Regions from separate parts of the Homo sapiens genome. Here region 2 is linked to region 1. A link is an interaction called in ENCODE POLR2A ChIA-PET data of the cell type or tissue named here. Cell type or tissue: PC-3. All regions are shown on one strand.

Evidence for each region. Peaks named below come from ENCODE experiments on the same cell type or tissue, not always from the same donor. Only the 100,000 strongest peaks of a DNase experiment are listed, where the experiment ranks them.
Region 2: POLR2A ChIA-PET joins it to region 1 with 14 read pairs; 2 of 35 experiments call an interaction of 5 or more read pairs at or near these places.

Annotation. Positions count from the first base shown.
Region 1 is chr10:34,488,791-34,496,790 of GRCh38, forward strand. The region is part of intron 3 of PARD3 (par-3 family cell polarity regulator); the gene reads right to left. It also overlaps the pseudogene ELOBP4. Among named protein-coding and RNA genes, the nearest start is that of PARD3, 320 kb to the right of the region's middle. RefSeq lists an enhancer at 3-539. In PC-3, a CTCF peak has its summit at 1,321; DNase peaks (open chromatin) are centred at 1,381 and 3,461; H3K4me3 peaks cover 488 bases; H3K27ac peaks cover 1,917 bases.
Region 2 is chr10:34,316,102-34,324,101 of GRCh38, forward strand. It overlaps PARD3 (par-3 family cell polarity regulator), which reads right to left. Exons shown (of 25, transcript NM_001184785.2): 20 at 1,006-1,237. Among named protein-coding and RNA genes, the nearest start is that of LINC02629, 420 kb to the left of the region's middle. In PC-3, no CTCF peak of the experiment used is centred here; a DNase peak (open chromatin) is centred at 3,630; H3K27ac peaks cover 2,645 bases.

The DNA.
Region 1 (8,000 bases):
CGACGATGCACTTCAACTCAAACACCATGCTAGACACCCTGGCATCTGTGAAGATGGTGATGCAGTGGCACTTGATCATGAGGAACACGCTATCTCTGTGGCCACCTCTCCCTTCAGCACACATGCACGGCCATGTTCTGCCGGGTTCCCAGCAGCCAGCGCCCACAGCCCAGCATGCCATGCGCATGGCCCCGCCGCTTGCCCGCCCCACTAAAAGCTTTCTAAGGAGGTTTACAAAGTCTTTCTTCCAAAGACAAATATCTACAGCTGGGCGCAATGGTTCAAGCCTGTAATCTCAGAACTTTGGGAGGCTGAAGTGGGAAGATCATGTGATGTCAGGAGTTCTAGACCAGCCTGGCCAAGATGGTGAAACCCTGTCTCTACTAAAAATACAAAAATTAGTTGGGCGTGGTGGTGCATGCCTGTAGTCTCAGCTACTAGGGAGGCTGAGGCAGGAGGCAGAAGAATCGTTTGAACTGGAAGGCCAATAATCCCTCCAGGATGTTCCATTCTGGTGAGGACAGGACAAAGCATACACATGTGAACACAGACTACGCCACGAAGAGATCAGTGCTAGGAACAAAAATGAAGTAAAGGATCGGATGCTGCCGGAAGTTGAAAAGCTTTATTTTCTACAGGGGGAGTATGACGGAAGCACTTTAAAAACATTCAAATGGCTCATTATCCACTTCTCTGTCTTAACTGTTCCAGTTTCAAATTAATTCCTTACCACACAACCCTGTACACACTGGCGATTAATAAAGCCATTTGGCACCAACTGGTTGCTCCAAGGCAGCAATAAGACTTCATGGCTCTGAAACATATGGCTGCGTGTCTGTTTATATTACCTTCAAAGTGCAGAGATCTTTCATAGCTAATCTAAACCATTCATTCTCCTCCTTAAGGAAAGAGTAATGTAAAAGTAAACATGCCTTGATCATTTATAATGAGCCAATTAAGTCTGTAATCACTAACATTTGTTGAGCATTCACTATGGGTTATGTATATGCTAAGAACCTTAATGTCATGACTGATCAAATCCTCAGAATAAGGCTATAAAATAGGTTCTATTATTATTCCCATTTTATAGGTATTCCTATTTTACAGGTATGAAGACTTGGTGTTACAGAGATAAGATATCCTGGCAAAAGTTAATCTAACAATAATTAGTGGAGATAAAAATCCAAGCCTCAGTCGTCAAGCCACAGAAAACATGCTCCTATCCAGTATGCATGAAATCCAGGAACACCAAGAACTGAAAGAAAGACTCTCTGGTTTATTTGCACCTTTCTCACCTACATCTACCATCACTGCCATCACACGGTAGGAGTGCAGTAAATGCACATTAGCTGAACTCAACCACACTGCAAGTCAGAGCTGGAAGAAAAGACACTATTCATTAGACAATGACTCATCTCATGCTTGGATCTTGTAATCATTCTTCACAGGGAAAAAGAAAGACCATGAAAAACATTTTAAGAATGAAATAAGTTCCCTTTAGCTAAGACGAGCAAACAGAAAATTCATCACAATTTATTTTATTATTAGGGGATTTGTGAGAAGAAATGGGGAGTGGTACATTGAAGGAAGGGCACATTACAGAGAGAGAGAGAGAGAGACAGAGGGAGAGGGTGTGTGTACACAAAACAAAATGCTCGTGCTTCATATCTATGTCAGAACATTTACTGGGATTAACAGAAATGCGTTGGGTGCCCTTAATCTATACATTCACAAAGTATGTCACTAACATCTTTGCCTCCCGAAAGTGCTGGGATTACAGGCATGAGCCACCACGCCCAGCCTGTCAATATAGTCTTGTGTATTTTCACCAAAAGAGTCTTCCCAGTCAAATGTTTAGTCAATTTAAGATAATATACTTAGCACTCAGTACAGACTAACTCTTTCTTACATATACTGTTCCTATACTAACCTCAACAAAAAGTGGAAAATCCAGGGCAGTACTTAAGACCTCCCCATCCAAACGTCACACTTGTTTGTATACTCTTTGAGTTATATATGTGGTTCTAACACTTCACCAGTCATTAAAATGACGTGGGAATACTCTGTAAAATGCTGGTTCCAGGATCCCCATCAGAAATACTGAAAATTTGGTCTAGGAAGAAGCCCAGGAATTACTTTCACAAGCTCTTCAGGTCATTGTAACATGCAGCCAAGACAGCTCTAGAAGAGAATTATTGCTCTAGAAGAGACAGCATTGCATATCAGCCCTAAGGGACCTCATGAAAAATACAGATTCTGAATGAATAGGTCTGGATGGGGCCTGAGACTCTGCATTTCCATCAAGTCCCCAGACGATGGAGTCACTAGCCACACCGGCTATTTAGATTCAGCTCCTCAGTTACCCTTGCCTCATTTCAAGGGCTCTACAGCTTCATGGAGTCAGTGGTCACAGGATCATCCAAAAACACATCTCTCTGAAATTTTTTTAGTATTAAGCAATGTAATTAATTTTTTAGTATTAAGCAAGGACACTGAATTTAGCTAAAGTATAATTAAATAACCATTAACTATATACTCTCAGTTCTATCAACTCAGAAAAGATCTGAGGGATTTCCACTACTTCTTTCTAACTTTAATTTGAAAAAGTTATATAGAAATAATTGTTTTTCTACTTATCAAACATAGGGCAAAATAATCTGCATTTTCTAACACCTCTTTGAATTTTTTCATGAAATATGTTTATGTTTGTCCCTCTTGGGAATGATAACACATGCACATGACTCCCCAAGGAAGTAAACAAATTTACAGAAGCATTTTTTTATTAAAGTGCTATATTTAGAACTAGCTCACTGTGACAATTCAAATCCTATTGCAAATTTGTATACAAAACAGGAAGTTTCAATAATAATCAAGGAAAACAATAATTCTCTATTTAGCATTTTAAGAAAACCAAACAAATGCTTGGCTGCTTTTTAATTGAGGAGATAAAGCACTTTAATATTGATAAAATGTTTCTGTTATTTAAGTAGCACTTTTACAACTCTAAAGCCAAGAACTTTATCCATAACTTTGCCAGTCTGTCAGACAACCAGGCAAACAGAATTCAACCCAGTCGTGGTTTCCTAGGCAACAAGCACAGATAGAACCACTGGGGGGAAAAAAAATGAAAACAAGAAAAAGCATCGCAGCATTTCCAGTAGGCTTAAGAAATGCATTTTAATTGTCAAAATGTCACAGACAACAATATTGAAAATCATTTCCTTGGAAATGATTCAAAGCAGAATGCCATTTTCATTACAGCAAACGAGGTGTGGAAAAAGAGAAAAATTAGATTCCCTTCCTTTGCTCTGAATTAAGTAGGGATGGTGATCAATCTTATTTGATTTTACAAAATGTATCTACATTAGTACGGATTTCTAATATGCCTCGTTAGTTTTCTCTGCAAACATTACCATACATTGAATCAACATAAAAAGAAGAGTCATCCAGGATGACGGGCTAGCACAGGACGAAGCATGTGGCTGAAGATCATCTGCTGCAAAGACAGGCTCGCACCTGCTCAGGTCTTAATTCACAGGGTAAACCACACACTTCAAAACACCGATTCAAACAGAACAAGGCTGTCCACATTCACGCATGGCTCTAGTTTCCTCATCTATAACAAAAAGGGCTTACCTTCTATCTTAAAAACTTCTGTCCCTAACAGCTTTTGATTTTTGGAAATAAAATATAGAAGGGCTGTTCTGTCTAGAAAGATTGCTTACAAAATAAATACTATATTCTAAAGCATTTTAAAACTTTTTCTTTATAGGACCTAAATATTGACAGTTAACCTTTAGAAAATAATATTTGAAATGTCCTACCACATGGCTATTAAAATGTCTAAATTTTACACCAGCTTTTGTAACCCTGATGGCATTTACTCTTATATCCTGATCAGAAACATTTACTTGGATTAACAGAAATGTGTTGGGTACCCTTAATCTACACTTTCACACGATATGTCACTATAATCTTGTGAAATCATCTGTATTTTCTTCCAAAGAATCTTTTCAGTCAAACACTTAGTCAATTTAGAAACTTAGGTCGAATCGATTAAGTAATTCAGTCAAAACTACCAATATAGTAGCTGCAGGCAAATATCGCTAAAGCGTTTTTCTGATAATTCACCTCTCAATGATTGGAAAATGAGGGAATGAATAGCAAAATGGGAATTCCAAGAACGAAAGTGTTTACCATTTTTTCTGTCTACCTTGTATATCCACAAAGCAAGATTAATGTATTATAATTCATTTTTCTGAGCCAACCACCTGCCACTGAACTTCATTAGATCAATGTTAATGCCTTAGTCAATCAGTTGCACTACTGGAGTGGTGTTGAGTATCTGGCTGCATTTGTGCATATTTCCCTCTGTGATACATACTTCTCCTCATATAAAAGCTAGTACAATGCAAGACATGCAAGTTATAAAAGAATAAGTTGATAATGCAAAGCAAAGTAAATGCCCAAAAATGGAAGCACATGCATACATTACCTTATTCCAATGTCTTCAATCAATTCAAAAAAATGTGACCTGTCTGCGTGTGGCACAGGGGATCTCTACTCCTGGCTCCTACCATTGCATGAGAGAGAATTATTAAATTTTCAGGAATTTCTGAGAGTTGATGGTTAAATAAAATTATTAAAAATTATAATACAGGCCAGGCATGGTGGCTCATGCCTGTAATCTCAGCATTTTGGGAGGCCACGGCAGGCGGATCACCTGAGGTCAGGAGTTCCAGACCAGCCTGGCTAACATGGTAAAACCCCATCTCTATTAAAAATACAAAAATTAGCTGGCTGTGGTGACAGGCACCTGTAATTCCAGCTACTCGGGAGGCTGAAGCAGTAGAATCACTTGAACCTGGGAGGCGGAGACTGCAGTGATCCAAGATAGTGCCATTGCACTCTAACCTGGGCGACAAAAGCGAAACTCTGTCTCAAAAAAAAAAGAAAAAAAAGAAAAGAAAATTATAGTACATAAACTTCCAACTAAACTATATTAAAACAAAGATAATACTCAAAAATCTTCACGTTCGAATTATTTTACTATATTTTATTAGTATCTACACACATGATGCACCTTCTCCATCTATTATCATGGAAATACCATATTACAGTTTGCTACCATGCATCTCATCCCAACTCAACATTCAGTGACATCAATTTGGTAGCCTGAATCTGGCCATAATACTCATATTTACACCATGGAAATGGGAAAATGTGACAAAGCCAGGTTTCTGCGGTTTTCAGAGAGCCGGCTATTAAACATTTCCCAACACAGCAGTGGATCTAGAGAACCCACACAAATTCCCTACTCTCCCGTAGTCACCAAAAATACACAGCACTACAGGATTATGTAGCAACTCTATGGAATCCGGAAACACCTACTGAAGAAACTGTTACTTGACCAGATGCCTATGGCATAAGTAAGGCTAGACAGGAGAGCACCAAAGAGAAGTTTTACCAGACAAAGGGAAAAGAGAGTGCCTAGAGTTAAGCAGGAAGAAGACTCATCCAAGAAATTCAGAGGCCCAGCGTGCTAGTCATGAGGTAGAAGAGACAAGGCTGCAAAGACACAAAACAATTCTTATACACTTGAACAAAACATACCAGTATTCTTAACCGTACTGGGAAGCTGCTGAAGGTTTTTAAGCATGGAGGTAGAAGGAAGAGAGATGTGAATTACTAAACGATCACTTGACTAAACTGGAGAATGGATCAAAAGACTGCCCAAGAAAAGATGCAGAAAAAGTGACCAGAAAGCAGGTCCAGTGCCTCCAAACTTTCTTGATAACATAGCCCTGTTAGGAAAATCTTTCTGAGCATGCAGCTGTATAGGACTTTTATTTAATGATCATTTAAATGCTCAATTCCACTAATACAAACATTATTAAACATATACAAGGAATAGGAAATTTTACAATGTGAGATAATAAAATACAGATATGTTAAGTCCTGATATTTTTTTAATAATTGTTGTTCCCCTAATCCCCATGTTGATCAAAGGTCCCCATTTGTTTTCCATGCCTCAATGGTTCTGCATCACACTTCACAGATCACTGATGAAGCCAGCTTTGGGAGATGAAATGTAGGATGCACTGGTAACAGGATTGATAAGGTCTGCAAAGCTGGAGCCAATTCCACTGTCAGGGAAGACCAAGCTCATGCTCAGACATTCCACACTAGGAAAAACCTCTTCAAAACTTAGCACCATGACTGTGACCAATTTCCAGCCCCCCAACCCAATTTGCCTACTGAAGACAACACAATGGTTGAGCCCAATTTCCTGGCACTCAATTTCGCAGGGGGCAAAAGAAAATGTTAAACTCATTGAGATACCATTGCTTCCTAACTATCTGTACCCATAAACAAAAAAAGCAAAAAAAAAACAAACAAAAACCCACAACTCAACACAAGCACAGTGGTCACTGTGTTCTGGCATCCTACTGCAGACAAGCAGATCTGCCCATCATTGCTTCTGACACCTGCCAAGTAAGACCTCATCCAACACACAGTCACAGTGCCCACAGAAACGTCAGGCTACAGTTCTGTAAGAAGTTCATCAGAGTCCAAATAAAGGAAAATCTGAATTGGCAAGGAGAACCCACATTTATTGGTACCCTTGGAAAGATTAATCACTCGGATAATCAAGGGTAGACTCACTACATTTTCAGACATAGCTGTGAAAACTGAATTTAGAGCCAGCGTGCTCCTGATGTTAACTTACTTTAAGCATTTGCAAAATAAAAGCAATAATTCCAAATAGTGGTCTCTGAATACCCTTTCCCATTAATAGGGGCAAGGCTACTTTGAGAAATGACTGATTCCAGGTATGGGGCAGAAAATATATTAGAAGAGCATGAAACACACTGTCACAGCAGAAAGTGAGGATGCTGCTACCAACAGCTCTCAGGAGTCAGCTTAGAGGGGTCTGGTTATTCAAATGTGGGGCAACTGAAACATCAGTAAGAAGAATAATGCAACCGGCTGCAGTAATAACTATGTTGATGTTTGTGAGTTCTTAATGATATCTTTTAAAAAGAAAAAAAAAAAAAACAGTAAACATGAACCGTGAGGATGTGGCCCCAGAAAACCAACTTATTTTTTCTGAAACCAATAAAGGAAGAGGCTAGCCATGGTGGCTCATGCCTGTAATACCAGCACTTTGGGAAGCTAAGGTGGGTGGATCACTTGAGCTCAGGAGTTTGAGACCAGCCTGGGCAATATGGCAAAACCCTGTCTCTGCAAAAATACAAATATTAGCTGGGCATGGTGGTGTGCGCCTGTAGTCCCAGCTACTTGGGAGGTTAAGATGGGAGGATGCTTGAGCCCAGGAGGTCTTGGCAGCGAGCCAAGATTGCATCACTGCACTGGGTGTCCAGCCTAGGTGACAGAGTAAAACCATGTCTCAAAAGGGAAGAAGAAGAAAAAAAAAAAAGAAACAAAAACAAAACTGATAAAGAAACAGATGAAATTAAGCATTTGGCCTACACTTTCCATATGAACTGTATACCTCAGAGTAACTGGCAAGAATAGCTGAGAAGGAAAAGTTTCTGTTTATAGAAATATTCCCCTACTAAATAAAGGAATTACAGTAATAACAGGTAGACAGATAAAAGATCCAGGTAATAATTACCAGGGGCTGCTCACAAAATGATGAACAACCACACTGTCCCCATCTGCTGATGGAACCATACAACAATGCCTGGAGATAATATTATTACAAATTGAAATCGGAGTTATATTAAGACTCTACATCCACCTATCAGTTTATAAGAAACACCGAGGTTATAGAACATGGTAGATACCACAGGGATGGATTCAGCGAAGTCAAGACAGGAGGAAGCTGCAGGAGAAAGCAAGCCCAATTTCAACGAAGAAACTGAAACACATGCACAGGGGTCAGGCAGGAGGAACAACCTATAGACTAAAAGAATCCGAAGAGATATATCAATCAAATGTAAGGTGTGGATTTCGTGTGGATTCTAAACCAGCCA
Region 2 (8,000 bases), 170 kb before region 1:
TTCACATTTTGCAATTTAAAAAAAAGTTTTTAAAAAGAGGGGATCCATAATGCAGGATAACTACTTTTTGAAAAGTCAAATGGCTGTGCTGTATGTTTTCAATTTTAAACCATCACCTTGATATGTTTAGGGGTTTAATTTATGGAACAATCAAGCAATCTTTATATTTAACATTAAGTGCCTGAATATTATAAATCATCTTAGATGAACTTTTATGGGAGAGTTTCAGTGCAACTTCTGAACAACTTGTCACTTTTATTGTATGGCAATGATTTGTAAAAAATGATATGCTAAGTAATCCTAGAGTATAATTTATGGGCACAAAAACAACTGTCAAGAAACAGCCAGAGACCACATTTAATGAAATCTTTACAGACCGAAGTAATAAGTACTAAATTAATGAACGCAGCTTAATTGAAGCTCTATTTGTAACTTTTTTTATTAGACTTGTTATTAATGAACCTTTAAATGCTACCACTAACTTGAGCTCTATGTTTAAATTTAAATAATGAACCATTGTTCACACACAAAAAAGAACAAACACTGCTTTAATAGCCCTTTGTCTCAATGGGGCTTTCACTCTTATGCATAACTAAGATACAGACATGTCCCTCCTACCTCTCAACAATTATTTACATGGTTGGCAAGATATAATCATTTAGGCTGCTAAAATAGTCTGAAAATAGCTAACATGAAATCCATAACAAAGTAAAAATGAGGTAGGAAAAGATTATACAAGAATTTTGGTTGATCTCAAAGATAATGTTTTCAAATCTGTGCTTTCAGTGCTTTTATTTATTTATTTATTTATTTTAGAGAGAGAATGGAATGATCTGTTGCCCAGGCTGGATTTGGAATCCTGGGCTCCAGCATTCCTCCCAGTTCAGCCTCCCAAGTAGCTGGGATTACAGGTGTGCACTACCGTGTCCAGTTTTTAGTACTTTTTGCTAAGCTCACACTCCTGTATGTTTAAGGAGATTCTGGTTTGGGATGGTAACGACTTACCTGAACATGTCTCCCAAGCCCTTCAGCATTCCCTTCTTGGCTTTCATTTTATCCTTCTCCTTATCTCTATCTTTCTTCTTTTCTTTTCCAGTTTTATCCTTTTTTCTATCAGTCTTATCACCTTTCTCTTGGTTTCCATTCATTTGTCTCTCCAGAGAGTGGGAAGGCTGATCACTGGCTGTGGATACAGACTCTCTCCCTGATCTTGAACTTTCTTCTGTGTCTTCTTCCACTTGGAAGGAAAGAAAAAAAAATAGGGACACAGTGAACCAACGCAACAAAAATAATAAAGCTAAAATACATTCAAGGACTTTACTTTCCCACACTTTTACTGCAGTATGGCCCTGCTAGCAACATGGACTGCAATGCTGTTTAACTTTGAGTAGAATTAAAATGGAACATGTGATGTGGATGCCTCCTACGTGAAGATCGTGTGCCAAGTCAGTAGCAGCAAAACAGCAGCTTCCTGGTGGGATGCTGATGCACCCACAGAAACACCCTCTAAGAATCAGATTGTACACTACTAGGGGGGTGCCAGCAAGACCTTGTTATACAGCGCAGACCTCTAAGGGTCCCGTGTACTATATTTGCAAGATGAAAAGAAAGAAAATAAGCAGGCCTTCCCAAAGTGCTTCCTTTCTTCTTGGGTAAGAATAATGCAGATACACTCTGGCCCCTCATTAATTTGCTGGACTACACCATTCAATGTCAGCACAAGGACTTCTTTCCTTAGGCTCCCAACATATCCTGCTCACACAGAAGAGCAGATTATTTTGGCTTATATCTACAACAGATCTGCACAGCCTCTGTAACTCTTCTTTGCATAAGGCCAACATCAGAAGTAAATGCTACTATATATTCTAATCCTAAACAATCTTGCATGCCTATCTGCATCATGGCGGCTGAACAGAGGTAGAGGGAGCCATGAAAATGAGTAAATCAATAAGTGCACTTCTCTGGACTTTGCAGATAAAAGATCTGCTTAGTGATAACAATATTCCATTCCTTGAACCAACACTTCGTAAGCACATGGTCCAAGGGCACTTCAATACCCCAAACTTTTTGCAGTTGAAAGAACGACAAGTAACTGAAGTAAGTCTCCCCCTACCAAAAGAGCTTAAACATTTCTCTATTAAATAAGAAGCAGAGAGACACGTATGAACATCCACTCTCAGAAATCTTTCTTTCGAGACTGGTCACCTAAGGTTCTCCTCCAAATACAATGAGAATTATAGGGGGCCATAAGGTTAATTACTCCGTGAATTCTTAAGTCATTTTTCTTTTTCCAGCATCAACAAAGAAAGTATAGATCATTATTTCTGAGTTTCTTATAACAAAGAGCCAAACAGAATGGTTCGGCCTCTTCCCAAACTTTTGCAAAGAACTGACCTCCAAATCAAGTTAATATATCCTCAGTAAAATTCAGTCCTTCCTCTCTACCAGCAAGGAGCACTTTCAATAGCAATACACAATTATCGTGGGTATAATAAGACCAGCTAAAAGGGTCCCAATATCTTAGATTTCTGCTATTAAACCCTCACAAATCTGAAAAGAGACTATCAAATGGTGGTATAGCTACGCCCAAGTAACACAGTTGTGTTTTTTTGTTAAAAAGCCAGCTATTTATCATAATGCAAAAAACAAAGCTCAGAATTTTTTTATTTTTTTTATTTTTTTGAGGCTGAGTCTCGCTCTGTCGCCCAGGCTGGAGTGCAGTGGTGTGATCTCGACTCACTGCAACCTCCGCCTCCTGGGTTCAAGCCATTCTCCTGCCTCAGCCTCCCGAGTAGCTGGGATTACAGGCGCCCACCACCACGCCCAGCTAATTTTTTGTATTTTTAGTAGTTTTGTATTTTTAGTAGTAGAGTTTCACTATGTTGGCCAGGCTGGTCTTGAGCTCCTGACCTCGTGATCTCCCCGCCTCGGCCTCCCAAAGTGCTGGGATTACAGGAGTGAGCCACTGCACCCAGACTTTTTTTTTTTTTTTTTTTTCTTCTTCTTGAGACGGAGTTTCACTCTGTCACCAGGCTGGAGTACAGTGGTGTGATCTTGGCTCACTGCAATCTCCACCTCCCGGGTTCATGTGATTCTCCTGCCTCAGCCCCCCAAGTAGCTGGGACTACAGGCACACGCCACCACACCCAGCTAATTTTTGTATTTTTAGTAGAGATAGGAATTCACCATGTTGGCCAGGATGGTCTCGATCTCTTGACCTCATGATCCACCAGCCTCTCCTCCCAAAGTGCTGGGATTACAGGGGTGAGTCACACCCAGCCCAAGCATATAAATGACTTCAGAAACGTTAGCCTTCCTCTGAACTGCGAGTTATCTCATTGTAAGCCATTGTCTTCCTCCAAAGGACATGGTGGCTTTTAAGAAAATTTGCTCCTTTTCCTCGCTATTAAGATATAAATAGTAATTGTGCACGTTTATTAGAAGAAGCCAGTTACAACTAGAAGGACATAGTGAAAATCCATAATCTTACAAATAATACTGAGTTCAGGCTATAATTTTTTGTGGTGTACACAGAGCAGGGAAAGAATATCCTGGCAGTTGGCCCAAGGGCTTACTAATTATGTGCAGCCTTTTCAAATGAGAGCTCCCCCAAAGAATGTAAACATAGCTCAAGCAGGGCTGTAGTGTGTTGCTTAATGCCCTTGAACATGGCTGTGTTCTATCTGCTTGTGAACCAGTACTTCAGGTTTTTGAGATATGGGTGTGGCCACAAATGTGAGATAATTGACCAAATAATTACAGAACAATTCCCAGAAGTTCTCTGGAGCTATAAAAACCTAGGTCTATTGGTATACTCAAACTAGATAAATGGAAGCTAGTGAATTTTGTATAATTCCTGCATGGAAACCTCCTTTCACCTATACTTCCAAAGCTCTTTATTTGTACAATCTTTTATTATTGCACTTCTCATATGATATCACATACATGTCTCCCTCCCATTCTCTAAGCTCCTCAAATGAAGACTGTGGGGCAAACAGCAGCTGCTCATAAATGGCTGCATAAATGAAAGACTTTTGGTAAAAACTGACTTGTGACTTTATCCTGACCAAAACTTTATCTAATCGCCAGGTATCACCATTCCTCTAGCTTTAGAAAAATGCTTACTGTTCTCTCATCAAGCCTGACAAGACTAGCCACAATCTGACTACAGTAACACTAGGTAGGAATGCTCATGATATTTGGTTTAGCTCTAATTAGTTTCTGGTATATTTTCATGCTATTATTGTTAGTGCTGTATGCATCATTTAATAGATTTTACGACCCTCTACAATGTCTGAAACTATAAACAGAAAAATGAGCTCAATAAATGTAAATGATTTAGTCTTCCACAGCAACCATTATCATAAATCATGAATGGAACTATCAGTAGCGATTCTGTTAGTTTTCTGCCTAATAGTTTTGGCAGAAGTTCAAGGGGCATATGTCGGCTCTTGGCTTGGGAACAGAATAATGGCAGTGCCTTCACAACTCACTATATGCTGAAGTCACGTTTGTTGCCAATTCTTTTCATATTCAAAATAATTTTCTGGTGTATGTAACACAACTTATTTTCTAAAGTATGTGAAATAAAGTAGTATGAAATCAATTATTAGCTTCAGGTTTTGTAACCTCATTTTATAAAATTAAAAGTCCTACCTCTGTTTCCTGCCCCAAGCCAGTGGACTGTTTAAAATGACACTTGCACATTGGAGGATTCTTTATGCTTGTTCTGAACATTCTAAATTAGATAATACATTATCACAGAAACTCTTCTGGGGGTGTACTGATTTAACTAATCCCTTTGAATGCCAACTAATTAAAAATATTTAGCAATATGTAGCTTCATATGTACAAACATAAGATGTTCTTTTAAAGTACTGAATTATATATACTTCAAATTCTGAAATTATTTGATAGAGAAAAATCTTTATCCTGCTCCTATGCAGAAATATTGTAGTTTCAAAAGCTCAAATAAATTGGTTACACATGCTTAATTTTTGAAAAAAATATACATATTCAAAGTCACTGATGTACTAGTCAGATTTTAGGTTTTAAAATAAATCTGTACATTTAATACTAGCTTTATAATTAGGTACATAAAATATCTTTATTCCCTTAAACGAACATGCATATAAACAATTTTTCAAGTAAGAAAAGTACTAGTAATATATCAGCAATAAATGGCTTGATCTATTGTGTTCATACAGCAAATTACAAGGTAAGAACTAATCATAAATTTACATTTAGATAATGTACTATTTTAAGTGCTATATACATTTCTTGATTTTTTTCTCTTTAATTTTGCTCATTTTGACAGACTATTTGCTTTCCTTTTGCAGATACCCTACACAAAGAGCGATGATTATCTCCTTCCAAACAAATAGAAATTTCCATTTTTGACAACATTTCTGCCTGTTTAAACCTGCTCTATGCACTGAACTATCAGCTATGTTTCCATGTGATTACCTATAAAGATAGGCACTTTCAAGTTTCTTTTTTTAAAGAAGGTGTAGCATGAAGCTGCTTATTTCTCTTTAATGTGGCAGAGTCATTCTGCAATTAAGACATACCTAATTACCATGTTTTCAACAGATGCAAATGGAGCTCAATTAAAATTCTAGTCCATGTTACAAATTAAGGCACTCAACTCTGAAAGGTATCATGTTAGGACTGGATCACCAACAAGTTTGGAAAAGATCGGGCATTTACGTGTTAATGATGATGGAGAAAATGACTTTGGGTTTTCATTGAAGTGCAAAGTTCTGCAGCTACTGCCATAAATAATCTATTTCTATCTAAACTTTACAAACATTTTACAGTCAAGGTTGACTCAAAGCCTCAAGGTCATTAGAGTCTATTTCCCCCCCCCATTGAGAAGTGATGCTACTGTTGATACTATAATTTCTGTTGGCCGCTTATCCAAAATCCATTTCTCCCTTTATTCTTCCTAATAGAACTCTGTGTCCAGGAATGCAACCTAGCTCCAAGGGGTGAATTCATTATTAAGTTTATGGATGCCATACCCCTGCAGACTTGCCAGTCCAAGGTTATCAGACCAAGAATGGCCCCGTTGGACTCAATGGACATATCCATGCTTAGGGAGAGGGCTCATTCCCTTCTGTTAGACAGCAATAAGACAGTAAAAGGCCTCTGAGCCCTAAAATTACCCTATGGATAGCTGAATTATGGAATTATTTTGTGGGTAGCTGACTCATGGATAGCAGAGCAGAAGGGGCAGAAAAATGTTGGGTCTTTGGAGAAATCTCTCTGAAGAACTCTAGAACTCAAGTTATGTAGGAAAATGTATTTCCTTATTGTTTGAGTTGGTCTGAGTTGCACTTTCTATTACATATAGCTGAAAGCATCCTAAAAGGTACACTGCATAAAGCAAGTGTTAGAGCAACTGTGGAATATCTATTGTGTTATTTGTCTTAAGTGTATAATTTAGCAGTAAATATCATTTTAGGTAGCTTTGGCAATTTTACTAGATTTAAATAATTTGTTTAGATTTGCTACTAGATTAAAATGAATTGTTCAATGGGTATAAATAGAGATATACAAAACGAAAATATCATAGTATTACTTTGTATTTAAAACTCAACAATACTCTCCTCTGAGGGAGAGGCCCCAAGAAGCATCATTAAATACTCACTGAGCAATTAAATGAAGGACTGAATAAGCAGCCAACAATATGAAGAACTGCCCTTTGTTGCACCCATTTAACTATGAACTACCTTAGAATTAGGAATACTTAGTAATAGGAACACAGATACTTGAGCAATTTACAATTTATATTGAAAGATAAAGGATGAAATGTAAAAATTCTACACAGGGTGACTCAGTCTTCACAAGCTATATTCTTAAAACAAAACTTTTAAGTTAAAATGAGACATTCAAAATAGAAAATTTCACTGGATTTAGTAAATCCACTGACCACTACCAATTTCTGTTAGTGTTAGGTAAAAAGATAATACAACTAAATGAGGACTGGACTTTCAGTCGCTGCAAACTCCTGCATAGGAATCAAGAACGCTGGGGACATAAATATTGTTTTTATTTCTTATTTTGGTGGAACACTTTGACTTTGGAAGAGAAAGAAAGATGTAGGAAATGAACAGCTAGTGATACACAGATGGTGTCGAATAACATGATCTGCTCTTCTGGACTCTGACTTTTAACATTAGAATGATGAGCTCTTGGCAACAGAAAAACTTAGCTTTTCCTGAAAACCAAAAAAAGGAAACCACACACACACAAAGCTGGCATGAAACAGGAAGACTTTAGAGCTTTTAGACTAATACATGGGGTGAGAATAATAACTGATATGATGAAGACTGTGAGGAGGTAAAAAAGCTATGAAGGAATCAGGTGACATTTATTAGTGGTATTGTAGAGTGGTTTCAGCAACTGGGAGAAAGTTCAAATAGATGACTCCTCAGACACTCTACTCTAAAAATAGCTCTATTTCATTTTTAAAAAACCTTTCAATATATGTGGGTGAAGGAAGAAAAACAATAGGATCACTCTTTTAAAGAGTTATTACCAAAAACCTTTCTTCACTTTTACTTGACATTCTAAACTTCTCTTTAACCCATCCCCCTCAAATGAAGCAGGTAAAATGCTCCCACAGATAATGGTAGAATGTCACCTCCATTATCCCTCCCTTCCCTAGACAATGTTGCAGAGCAGGCACAATGAGGGTCACACCCTCAATTTTCTGAACCTTCGCAAATTCGCTTTTAGTGTCCAACTGATTTTAACATTCAAATGACGGCCCACAGTGGATGCTGTTTTCTGTCCATGGGGACAATTTAAAATGAAGCTGAAGGCTTTTTAAAAACCAATTCTGACCGAAAGGGCTGGCTACACAATCGAAATGACAGCATTCCTAACCCTACAGTTGGAATTGCCACTGAGAATTTTATTTTAATCAAGGAGTGAGCTTAACGTACACAACGTCTGTTTGAACAACATACAAACTATTATTTATGGTCAAAGAA